Linked DNA regions of Homo sapiens: region 2 is linked to region 1. The links are chromatin contacts, found by Hi-C or POLR2A ChIA-PET in ENCODE. All regions are on one chromosome and are shown on one strand. Each heading gives the region's core, a stretch centred on a gene start or an enhancer-like site at or near the end of the contact. The rest is flanking DNA. Distances are from core to core; before and after follow the strand shown.

Evidence for each region. A loop is a pair of places that touch in the nucleus more often than their neighbours do. ChIA-PET counts read pairs that join two places held with the same protein, here RNA polymerase II (POLR2A). Pooled maps may share reads with other maps.
Region 2: a loop to region 1 is called in a map of GM12878, with 5 times the contacts of the local background. The contact joins the promoter of STS here to the enhancer-like site in region 1. A Hi-C loop is called at or near these places in 4 of 168 maps with a recorded cell type or tissue (GM11168, GM12878, gastrocnemius medialis and 1 more), 26 of 37 single-sample maps with no recorded cell type and 15 of 50 pooled maps. POLR2A ChIA-PET finds 5 or more read pairs at or near these places in 5 of 52 experiments (A673, Caco-2, GM12878 and 2 more).

What each region holds. Positions count from the first base shown.
Region 1 is chrX:7,052,799-7,059,155 of GRCh38, forward strand. The region is part of intron 3 of PUDP (pseudouridine 5'-phosphatase); the gene reads right to left. Among named protein-coding and RNA genes, the nearest start is that of STS, 92 kb to the right of the region's middle. RefSeq lists an enhancer at 5,072-5,572. Within about 2 kb of position 2,718, at least 5 of the 41 ENCODE cell types and tissues checked have a DNase peak (open chromatin) inside an H3K27ac peak, as active enhancers do.
Region 2 is chrX:7,144,385-7,150,741 of GRCh38, forward strand. STS (steroid sulfatase) reads left to right here and starts at 3,328. Exons shown (of 11, transcript NM_001320752.2): 1 at 3,328-3,699. PUDP (pseudouridine 5'-phosphatase) reads right to left here and starts at 3,769. Exons shown (of 4, transcript NM_012080.5): 1 at 3,669-3,769. The coding sequence starts at 3,729. It overlaps MIR4767 (microRNA 4767), which reads left to right and starts at 3,476; the gene lies at 3,476-3,553. RefSeq lists a silencer at 3,289-4,008 and an enhancer at 4,199-4,248.

The DNA of each region.
Region 1 (6,357 bases), core at 1,468-3,967:
GGACAGTCCCAGGCAAGCCACAGTAGTCCGTCCCAACACCTCCCTTCCAACAGCCTCTGATGCCCCCTGGTTTCTTTCTCCTGTGAGACACTGGTCACCGTAGGACGCGAGAAGAAATGACTCCACTTAGACTGTCCAAGTTGGTTTTCTCTGTTATCTCATTCAGTGACTACCTGTTCATGATATTTCTGCCCTTGCCTTTTTAAAAGTTATGACTTGATTGTATTCTAAATGCCCTCCACTGTTTTTATCTGGGACCAGAGATAGGCACTTAAATGTCAAATGACATTTCAAAATATCCGTCACCTTCTCCGGGGATTCTGAAGCTTTGTGCAGGGTCCACCTGTGAAATGTGGACTGGGGTAGAGGAAGAGATGGATTATCCCCTGGGGTAACACTGCTTGGCTAAGTTGTGAAAGCAGCTTTTATTCTCTATTTGCGTGAGGCTGCTTCCAAGGAGCAAGACAGGTGTGTGGGACGGGAAATCAGTAGCTGACTGTGGCTGTTCCCAAAGAGATAATGGAAGGCACCCAATACACCTGCACTCACCTAAAGGGGGTCATACAGTTTTGCTGTGTCCCTACTCAAATCTCATCTTGAAATGTAGCTCCCAGAATCCCCACGTGTTGTGGGAGGGACCTGGTGGGAGACAATTGAATCATGGGGGCAGTTTTCCCCATACTATTCTCATGGTAGTGAATAAGTCTCACAAGATCTGATGGTTTTATAAGGGGAAACCCCTTTCGCTTGGCTCTTATTCTCTCTCTTGCCTGCTGCCATGCAAGACATACCTTTCACCTTCTGCCATGATTGTGAGGCCTCCTCATTCATGTGGAACTGTGAGTCCATTAAACCTCTTTTTCTTTGTAATTTACCCAGTCTTGGGTATGTCTTTATCAGCAGTGTGAAAATGGACTAATACAGGGGGTCTGCAGTGGAGGGAAATGCAGGCCCCATGGTGTCCCTTCACACCTGAGAAATCTTTTCAAAGGCAGCCCCTGTTTAAAGGCAACTAAGTGAGGGCTGTGAGTGAGGAGGGAAACTTGCAAGTGTCTGCGGCACTGACAGCAGGAGCAGCTGACACCAGCTCTTGGAGACCTTTTTACTGTTTCTCATGGCTTTCACGTTTTGCTGGTTCCTCTGTGTTCAATTAATCTGTCCTCACCTATTTTTAAGAATAATCCAAAATGGCACTGACATCTGGAATACTACACACAACATGTAAGACAAATGTCGTACATAAAGTAAGGGGGACTCGAATAAGCATGAAGAGTGGCGAAAAGTCAAGGTTGGTAACTGGTTGCTATCACAATCAATCACAATAAGAAGGTGACGTAGGCTGGGCGCAGTGGCTCACACCTGTATTTTGGGAGGCCGAGGTACGCGGATCACTTGAGGTCAGGAGTTCCAGACCAGCCTGGCCAACATGGTAAAATCACATCGCTACCAAAAAATTAAAAAATTAGCCAAGCATGGTGGCGCATGCCTGTATTCCCAGCTACTCTGGAAGCTAAGGCAGGAGAATGGCTTGAACCCAGGAGGTAGAGGTTGCAGTGAGTCAAGATCGTGCCACTGCATTCCAGACTGGGCCACAGAGTGAGACTCCGTCTCAAAAAAAAAAAAGAAAAAAAGAGAGAAGGTGACATAATAAGCTTATGCAACAGAAGGGCCATTTGAAATATGTCCATGTGAGTAAGTAAAACCCTCAGTGTTCAAATGATTGAGGGGAAACCTAGGAAGACAGGCCAGTTGGCTTGGGTTTTCCAGCACAAGACCCTTGCAAAGTTAACTATTCTAAAAGGTCAAAAGTAAGTACAGCCTCTGATGTAAACAGCCATGGGTGATCTCAGCCCAAAACAAACAGCAATGGGATACATGACACCCCTGGCACCTGAAACCCTCTTCTTCCTCCTCTCATGTGGCCGCTTTGCTAACAGCTGTCAGGAGATACCTTTCCCCGACATTTGCCGGACTCTTACACTTCATGTCCGCTAACGAGAATTCCATTTGATCAAGATGGAATTTGAAAACGGAACCTGAAGTTTCAAAAGCTGATAGAATAGTCAGCTGGAGGTGGTCGATGATGGAAACGTGCCAGGAAAACTCAACAGAACAGGAGTGGAGCAGAAGTGAGTGGTTTACAGGAAAACAGCCTGTAATACCAGGCATTGTTTGCACACAAAATTTAAAGAAAGCCCCAGACACAGGACAAAGAGAAGACATCAAACATGAGTCCTGAGAAGAAACCCCCTGGTGCTAGGCCCAGATGGCAACTGCACCACACACACAGCCTGCACGTGGGAAATGATTCGGGGTCATGCCACAGCATCTGGAAGTTTGGGTTTTGTTGGTTTGGTTTTTTTCCCCTAGAAACAGTAGAATTATAAAGCAGAACAACTACTGTGTCCTGAAGCACCTATTAAAAATGTCCCAAAAGGTTTATTTATTTTCTTTTTTTTTTGTTGTTTTTTGAGACATAATCTGGCTCTGTCACCCAGGCTGGAGTGCAATGGCAAGATCTTAGCTCACTGCAACCTCCACCTCCCGGGTTCAAGCAATTCTCCTGCCTCAGCCTCTCGAGTAGCTGGGATTACAGGCATGCACCACCACACTCGGCTAATTTTTTTTTGTATTTTTAATAGAGATGGGGTTTCGCCATGTTGGCCAGGCTGGTCTTGAACTCTTGACCTCAACTGATCCACCCATCTCGGCCTCTCAGAGTGCTGGGATTACAGGCGTGACCCACCGTGCCCAGCCCCAAAAGATTTTTATGTCGTCTTTAGACTTCGTTACACCCAAAGATCTAATGCACTTGTAAATAGGACCACACCTACAAGAAAAGTACCTGGTATCTAAAAGCCTAACCATTTAAAGAATGTTCACAGCATGGCTGTCTGTCTACTGAAACTTAAGGATTTAAGAATAAATCCTTAAAAGCTATCTTGGAACAACTGTGTCTGGTAATCACAGGACTTAAGCATCAAAAAAAGAAAGAAGAATATAAGCTAAATACAGTTTATATTTTGCACAAATAAAATTAAGGAAGAAGTATGTTTCTTATCTTCGAAGGCAGAAATATCTCAACACAGTTTCCGTCTGCCACACCCAGCTACAGGGAAAGGAGGTTCACCCTGACTGAACTTGGCTCTCATGCTTCCTTTTAAGCACCTGGCTCTCATGCTTCCTTTTAAGCACCTGGCTCTCATGCTTCCTTTTAAGCACCTCATGTTTTCACTTAGGGGGCAGCCCTTCCTGTCCCACCATGACTGACCAATTACACTTGACCTAAAACTCATTCATACCACCACCCATACAGTGAATCATGGATTCGTATGTTTGCATCTGTAGAAAGAAACTTTTCTCTCTAAGCCAAGGGACTTCAGCCTCTGCAAGTGGGGAGTGGAGGCAGACTGACTTTTCTCTGCACGGACTTGGTGGGTTGCTCCTTTGAGGGTGGTGGCCAGGGACAGGGAAGGTGGAAGTGCCCACGGCTCCCTTCTCTTTTCTAGCAGGGCTCCTGCACCTTCAGTGAAGCCGGAGAACTGGGGTTTGGTCCAGGGGATGGCGCTGCCACCTGCACATGCTCCCGGCAGGCCTGCGGCCTACCCTGAAATCTCCCTCCTTCACCCCACATATCATCTCTGTGTCAGGACATGCACATGGATGTGTGTGTATGCATGCATATTCTATATGATTTTAATTAATTTTGTGATCATTTTGTAGTGTATTTAGTGGACCTTCTAAGGCTGACTTCCACATCTTCAAGGAAGTATCTGGTCAAGAATATTCTTGACGCAGCTTGTACAGCCTACATATCGGCTGTAACTAGGCAGGGCCCAGTTTTCACGCACCTTCCCAGGATGCCATGGCAAATCGTGAGCACTGATGAACGTCTGCTAAATTAGTGAAGATGGTGGAGGTGTCCTGGGTACAGGACTTAGAGCCACAAAGGGGCCATGGAAAGTCAGCGCTAGGGAATAGACAGAGCAAATGCAGCATCTCCTCTGCTTAGTGCAAGGGAAGTTCAGAGGCAAGCTGGAGGTCATGCAGTCAGGCGGAAGACAGAACTCTTGAATAGAATCCAGGTCTGCAGAATCCAATGTTCTTTTCACTCTACCCAGCTGAAGGCTAAAATATATCTGATTTCCATCTCCAGGCGAGGAGATGAGCTTAATTAAACTGTAGCTTGAGGGATTTAATTTAGGGAGCATGACATTTCCAACGACAAGGGAGGTGAAGCACCTTGGCGGCTTATCACTTGGAGGTGATGAACTGACTTCTCCAACGATGTTGAAGCGCAGCAGCGACCTGGGGATGGTCTCTGTCCAGGGGACTTAAAAAGTCCTTGTACTTTAATTTCTTAAAAGACAAATATCATATAGCTTAAAAGTTCCATTTTATAACTAGCAAGTTGCACATAAGAGTATCTTTGTCTGACAGCAGCAGGGTGTCTTAGTCCCTTCAGGTTACTGTAAGAAAATACCACAGACTGGGTGGCTTAAACCCCAGACAGGGATTTCCCATAGGTCTGGGGCCAGGCGGTGTGAGATCAGGGAGCCAGCGTGGTCTCTGGCTCCCTGGTCTCCCCCTAACGCATTACACTGGGGGTGAGGATTTCAGCATCTGAATTGGGGGAGGGAAACAGTCCAAACACAAGAGCAATGAATAAAAATGGATGGGATTAGAGGAAAAACTGAGAAGCAATAGGGAACTGGATGATACCTGGGATGTTAAGCCTGATGGAGAAGCTGATTCTCATGTTTCTGATGTGGTGGGTCTTGGGGCCGCCATTTTGGTGGCAGGAAGGAGAGGTAGCTTTTGTGACAAGTTGGGTTTGAGGCCATCGTGGGACACCCAAGTAGAAGGCTCGGGGTCTCCATGCACTGTGGCTGTGAGCTGGAGGTGCGGTCAGGTGTCATCAGAGCAGAGAAGCAGTTGATTACACAGAAGGAGGAGCGCTGAGAAGGGATCCCGGCAGCCCTGGCATTTCTGTGCGGTGAGCAGACGAGGTCTATGGATGGAGCTCTAGGTACAGTTTGGGCAGGAAGGGAACACAGTAGGAGGCAGTGTCAGGAGCTAGGTTAGGTTTTCAAGAGGGAAGGAGAAGGGCCCGCGGCTTGTGATGCTCTCGTGTTCCTCCCCAGGTCTCACTTCCCGGTGATGCTTCCACCTTTGGCTCCTCCCTGCTGCAAATCCTGTCCCCGTGGCACTTGCCCACCATTTCTTCTCAGCAGCTGGGATCAACAGCACGTCCCATCGGGAAGCAGACAGAACAGTCACAGCAGGGAAGGAGCCAGCCCCTTTCCAATCCTGCACACCGGGACCTCCTCCAGGCCACAGGCAGAGTGCTGCCCGTGCCTACTTGGGATCACATTTCGTAACCGATTTTACCTTTTAAACTATGATGTGTCTGTTTTAAATTATGTGCTTCATTGGAACTAGTGAGCTTTCCAAATATTACTATATCATCTCTAAGGAATAAAGCTTTCCCTTTTGCTTAGTGAAATACAACATTTGGAAGGAAGTCACTGAAGGGTACTTTCAGGGCTCCCAGAAGCGGTCCTGGAATTACATGGAAGCACAGAAAGTACAGCAGCTGCTCACAACTATTCATCAATTATAAAGCCATGTATGATCTGAATCTCATCACCAAAACCAGGCTTTTTCATAGGAGGTTTTTTCCTATGCATTAATTTTGTAATATGAAGTTCAATTTTCACATGGTGAGACATCAAAACTTCAAGGGGGCCTTAAACTTTGTTTTTAATTTTGATTGGCAGTGCTCATATCTAAGGTTTAAGTTCTGTTTGACTTCATGTTCCTTGTCAGACAGTGATCTGTAAATAAGTACCACAATGTTGTCATGTTGGATACATATACACTATTAGATGTTTGTTTAAACATGAAACTTTTAAGTACTGCTGTCAAAATGACTGCTGAGGTATGTGTGTATTTTGTTATTAATTAGTACTTTTGTTTATATTATTCATCAATCCATCCATCTGTCCATCCATCCCTATTTATCAATCTATCCATCCCTCCCTTCCTCCTGCTCTCCCTTCCTTCATCCAAACATCCACCTACCTACTAGTAAGCTACATATGGTGCTGCATTCCTCTAAGTAATAGTGCTGAGGTGGAGGTCAGTATCCCTTGTGCACCGCAGAGCTACTGTTTTACTGAATCGATAGTGCTCTGAAAATCAAACTATAAAACCATTATTGATATAAACATGTTTATAACAAAACCCTTTAGAGTTACAAGCTAGGTAAATGAATGAACTACACCCCTAAATTGATTCCTTCTCCTATAGAGAACAGCCTTTGAAAAAGTTATTTAACGACTTGGTTGGGGGGTG
Region 2 (6,357 bases), core at 2,078-4,577, 92 kb after region 1:
TCTGGTGTCTAAAGAAACAGCCTACATGAAGTTAACAAAGAATGACAGCGCAAAACACACTCACGCTATGTCTGTGGAATTTTGGCCACACAGTGGACATGACTGTCAACTGTCTCAGGCAGCCCACAATCCCATCAGTACTGGGCTTGGTAATCCCCACAGAGACCCTACCTCCATGACCTTTTAGGGTCTCCTGGGCCCCAGACAGTGAGGCAGGCACTTATAGTCTCAAGTGCTATTATTTGGCAAGGAGGAAGCTACGGGAGTGCAAAAAGGCACAGAAGAGGTCTTCATTTTACTAAAGGTGAAGTAGAAGTCACTCATTAAAATCCTGCAATCTGGATTTATAAAGATATGGTATATTATGGTCAACACTGCAAATGTTCTTATTACCCTTCGCAGATCTACCTTATTATTTTACGATATTTAAGAAACTGGAAATAAGCTTATTTTCCTTTGATTTTAAAAGGATTTTAAATAATTCTGTATTAGACTCCAAGAAAACACATTTTACACATACCACATTTTACATACACCAAAACTCCTAATTCTGAATATTCTTAACACCCACCCTCTGCCTGACCCTCCCAGCATAGCCATTATCAACAGACATCTTGGGTTGCTCCACAAAGACCTAGACCCATGCTGTCCAAGCCAGTAGCCACCCACCAAATGAGGCTACAGAGTGCCTGAAATGAGGCTAGTTCAAACTAAGATGTGTTGTATGTATAAAACACACACAGATTTTGAGGACCTAGTATCAAAATTAATGTCAAACACTTCAAAGATTTTCTTATACTGACTTTGTATTAAATAATATTTTTGATACATTAGGTTACATAACATACATCATCCAAATCAATGTCATCTGTATCTTTTTACTTATTAAAAATTGCTCCCCAAAATTTTTACCTGGCTCAATTCTATGAGACAGAACTGCTCTGGACAACAAACTGTCTTCTCTTTTAAAGAAATTGGGACCATCTTTTGTGTTCCTAATTTCAGTTATTTACAAACAGAATAATCTTCCCTGTCCAGCTGCTGAGATACTGTTTAATAATTGTCATCTTCTTATTTCAAAATCATCCCAGTTTTTAACTAATCCCACTCCCCTACTCTCTTTCTCTGAATGGCATTTGAGAGCCAAAATTATTAATATTACCTAAATCATAACTGACTCTTACCTTGGTCATGAGAAACAGAAACCGAAGTGTATTTTTTTTTTTTTTTAAAGGACAACTAACAGCATCGTGCATGTCAAAAGCATGGGAAAGTGTCCTGGCTTTCTTCCTGGTCAACATTTCCTCTAAAATCTCCATTTACTTCCTCATTCTCCTCTGATTAAACAATCTTCTCCTCTAATGTTAACAATCCTCCATGAAACTATTCGTTTTCAATTTTACTTCCCCAAGTATGCAAGTATTGGGGCTACATAGACAAACAGAACTTCCTAGAAAAATGCATTCAAAATTCCCGAAAAACAGACCTATTGTAAAATAACTCATTATAAATTGATAGTATATTGTTATGCAAACAACAGATACACTGAAGTGAGGTGCTAAAGAATGACAGCAGGCATAATCTGGTAGATTAAATTAAAGTGGCACATCTTGGAAAGCTGTGTTTTATATTTACACATTTGGTGAAAGAATGGGATAAACAAAGGTATATTTCCAAGAAAGTTTTGCAAGGCCTTACCACCTCAAAGAAGAGGTAGGGCAGGAAAGGAGGAAATGGGCAGAAAATGAGGGGGGGGAATAAAAAGAAGCAGGGCTTATTTTTCCAAATAGCACTAATTCTTGGTTATCTGACTAGATCAGAGGATTGGGTAACAATGTGAGGTCAATGCTTGTAATGCCATTTAAGTCACATTCATCACTTCAGGGCATGGCTATGTGTGAATCTAGAATCAGAATTAGGCACCAAGCTCATTTAGAAGTTTAATAAATTTAATTTTAATGAGACATCTTGTTTGGTATTAAAATTCATGAGACTCCCAGAACAGGTTCTCTGGACCTTTATTAGAGGATAAGAAATTTATTTGACAATTTAACTTTTTGACCACCGGAGTAGGAAAATTCATGTCTACAAACTATACCTATGTATCCCACAAGCTTTCTGAAATTGAGTCATTTCAAATTTAGTAGCTGCATACACCGTTGGCTCCAATTAGTGACCTCTACGGGGATTTTTTTTTTCCTTTGGAATTCATCAGTTTACACCTCTGTGTTCATAAAATGAAGAGAATGGTTTCTGCATGCCTTTTTAAAAGGAAACACTGCTAGGGAATTACCCAGCAATATGATGAGCAGAAACAAGGTCACATTCACAATTTAAGATGAGCTCAACATCATTTATATTTAGAACTGGATCAATCCAGAATCGTTTCTCAGCTTGGCTTATTAGCTGTGTGACCTTGGGCAAGTAGCTTTACCTCTCTGAGCTGCAGGGTTTTTTTTTTTTTTTTTTTTTTAATTAGTGACATGCAAATACTTCCTCCTAACTTGCAGGGTTTTGAAATGAAGGAATGATATACGTAACCAAGCAGGTCAGCTGTCTACAAAGAGTATGCAGACATGTTTATAGATATATGAAGCCTCCTGGTGATTATGTGTCATAGTGTTAACTGTGTCAAGGCTTTCGGTAGAGCTCAGCATAGTTCTGTCTTGAGTTAAAAACAGGGTTTTATTCTTTGAATTCTACTTGAATTCCTCTTGGCTGGTGAAGTTCACATGTGCTAAGACTGACTACCTTAGTACACTGCCAAGGGTTTCTTAATGCCTCGGATTGATAGAGCAGCTGTTCTCAAACGTTCACGCGCTTAAAATGCAGATTCTGATTGGGCAGGGGTAGGGTGGGGCCCCAGCTTCTACATTTACAAGTAGCCCACAGGTGATGTCCCCGGTGCTGGTCACCCTAGGCAGCCAGGCCACTTGACGGACCTTCTGTGCCTCTACACTGTTGACGGCGCGGGATAATTCCTTATGGTTGCATAGGGCACTCCTGTGCACTGCGGGAAGTTTAACAGTATCACTGGTCTGGACTCCACTAGATGCCAGTGACCCCATCACTCCTCGCCAGCTGTGACAGCCAAAATGTCTCCTGACATCGCCATTGCCAGATGCCCTCAGGGCTGCAAAACCGCCAGGTAGAGAACCGCTACCATGCAGGATGCTACCATCAAAGTGCGCCCACAGCAGCAACCTTGGAGCAGGCAGGCAAGTATCCTCCAGGCTACTTTGCAGACGGGGAAGCTGAGGCTGGGCACCGCTCAAGGTCGCACGCATGCGTAACCGAAAAGAGAGCGCGGAGGTCCCGCCGCGCCTCGCTCTGAGGAGAGGACGCGGAGCCGCGCGCCCGCCCGGTGGACCCCAGGGACTGCTCCCACGTGCTCCGGCCCCACGCGCGGGCCGCCGACCGGAAGCGGGTGCTGGGGCCGCGTAGACGCCGCGGCCACGCGCGCCCGCCAGCCCGGACATGGGCCCGCGGGCGCTCCTGGCCGCCGCCCGACTTCGGGGCCAGCCGGGGGCAGAGCGCGCGGGAGCCCGAGCGTCCCTGCATGAACACCGCCCCGCCGCGGCCCCCAGGCCGTGACGTACCCCGCGCCGACCGTCCCCACGCCCACACAAGACCGCCCTTACTGGAGGCGGCGGCTGCACACTACCCACCCAGAAGAAGTCCGTCCATGTCAAAGATGAGGTGGGTGACGGGCTGCGGGGGCGCCGCCATGGTGGCGCCTTCTGGGTCTGGGTGGGGGCGAGGAGGAAGTGCGCGCGCACCCGCCCGCCCCGCGCACGCGCACTGAGGACCTTCTCGCGCGCCCGGGGTCGCTCTGCGCACGCGCCTTCCGCGGCCCCTCGCCCGGCTCCGAGCCCGCGCGTCCTGGGCTGCCTAGTGGCGCTCCGCGCACGCGCACCTTGGGCTTTCGCCGCAGCTGTAGCTGCAGACCCGGGATGCGGCGCGGGCCGGCGCTGTATGTTTACCCGCATCAATTCCTCCTCACTTCACACCCGGAATCGGGCCAAGCTACTCAGCCAGCGGCCGCGCAGAGCCGAGGCCCTCGTCTGGGGACAAATTCAGTGCTTGAGTTTGGATCAGGGGTGTGAATGAGGAAGGAGGGACAGTACAAGGGGCTGTAGAGTGGGGAAAGGGGATTGAAGATGCTCAGGGTGGTATCACTTCTAGCCATCAGGTTGCAGACAAATGGCCTTGGTCAGGAGGTCCCTGGGTGGGTTCGCCCGAGCCCCCAGTCCCTGGACCGTGGGTGGGTTTTTCTCAGTTTCGCTTGCCCGCCTCCTTGCGGTCCTGGACCGCGACTTGAACCGGCAGCCGCGCATGCGCAGTGTGCGGAGAGGCTGCACAACCTCCGTGCCTGCATCTCTGAGCATCCCAGGCTGGTGCATTGTCCCAGAGCAAAGCCAAGCTGCTCAAGGAGGATGCTGAAATAATACTAACAGTCAACATGTCTTGCTGGTTGTGCCTTCTTAGGTATCATCTGTCTTTTGGGCTGCTCTGAGTTTTCTTTCTTTTTTAACTTTTCAAATGCCACCTAAACAGCTTTCTTTTTTTTTTTTCCCGTTTGCCATCGTCAAAAAAATACTTTTTTGTCCCTGTTTCTATTTCGTGTTCGTTTATGTGGTATATTCACGTTTAAGGAAAAGGATTGGACCTTTTGAGAAGCGGAAATAGGAGAATTTCAAGACTTTAAAAACGTGAGGGTGTGCTGGGCGCAGTGGCCCACACCTGTAATCCCAGTACTTAGGGAGGCAGAAGTGGGAGTTGGGGGAATAGTTTGAGCCCAGAAGTTTAAGAACTGCCTGGGCAATATAGCGAGACCCTGTTCTCCACAAAAGGGGAAAAAGACAAAAAAAAAAAGGTGTAAACATGAGAGTGTATTTCTAGTTTAGTGCAGACATAGTGGACAGGGGCATGCCTGGATTCAGCAAGAATTATTATCTATGATAGACAAAGTGCACCTGTGTCTGTTTCCTCCTGGGTAAAATGGAGGTGATAAAGGAGGTGAGGCAGGCCAAGCCCTTAGTACCAGTGCATAATATATAGTCAATAAAATTATGTGTTCTTAGAGGTGGTACTATAAGAGAGCTTCCCCCATTTAATGCAATCGTGATTTCCCTTTGAGGACACGGGATTTCAGAGAAGGCAATTTATGAGCAAATTAGGTAGGGACTTGCGCCTCAAATACAGTCGTTCGTGGTTTCTGTATTAGTTTACTACAGCTGCCATAGTAATATACCACAGACTAAGTAACCTAAACAGCAGATGTGTATTGTGTCACAGATCTGGAGGCCAGAAGTCCTAGATCAAGATGTCAGCAGTCTTAATTCCTTCTGAGGGCTGTGAGGAAAGGACCTATTCCAGGTCTTTCTCCTCAGCTTGAACCTGCTTTCCTTTCCCTGTATCTTGTCCTATCGTCTTCCCTCTGTGTGTGTCTCTGTGTCCAAATTTTCTCCTTTTATAAGAACACGATTCTTATTGGACTAAGGACCACCCTAATAACTACATTTTAATTTGATTACCTCTGACAAAATCCTGTTTCCAAATAAGGTCACATTCTGAGGTAGCGGGGATGAGGACTCCAACATATATTTTTGGGAACACAATTCCATAATAGATGCATTGCACACACATAGCTGTGGTACCTACAGTAAGTATGACAGTATTTCCCACCTGGAGTCTGTAGAATTCTCCCTCCCAGTTTCCTTCCATTCTCTGGAAACAAATGGATGCACACATGTCAGAGTTACTGTTATTTTTTTGGTATTGTAACCACCTCACATTTCTGTTTAGTCATTAAATTAAAAAAGAGTATTTTTCTTTTTTCTTTCTTCTTTTATGAGACAGAGTCTCACTCTGTCACCCAGGCTGGAGCACGGTGGCGCAATCTCTGCTCACTGCAGCCTCAGCCTCCTGGGTTCAAGTGATTCTCCTGCCTCAGCCTCCCAAGTAGCTGGGATTACAGGCGCCAGCCACCACACCCAGCTAATTTTTGTATTTTTTAGTAGAGATGGGGTTTTACCATGTTGGCCAGGCTGGTCTTGAACTCCTGACCTAGTGATCTGCCCACCTCGGCTTCCCAAAGTGCTGGAATTACAGACGTGAGCCACCGCCCCCGGCCAAAAAAGAGTATTTTTCAAAGGAAAAAAGGCCCCAATGCCATTTTGACGAAATGGCAAAGCCTCACAGCGATTGTGGAAGAGACAGATTGGGAAATCGTAGGTACTTCAGCTCTCCACAGATGTGAAAACATGCTTCACATTATGTTTTTATCAGTCTTATTTTCTACACTTTTCAGTAACATCACTTCTATGCATAAGATGGAAGACTCCTCTTTGCTTA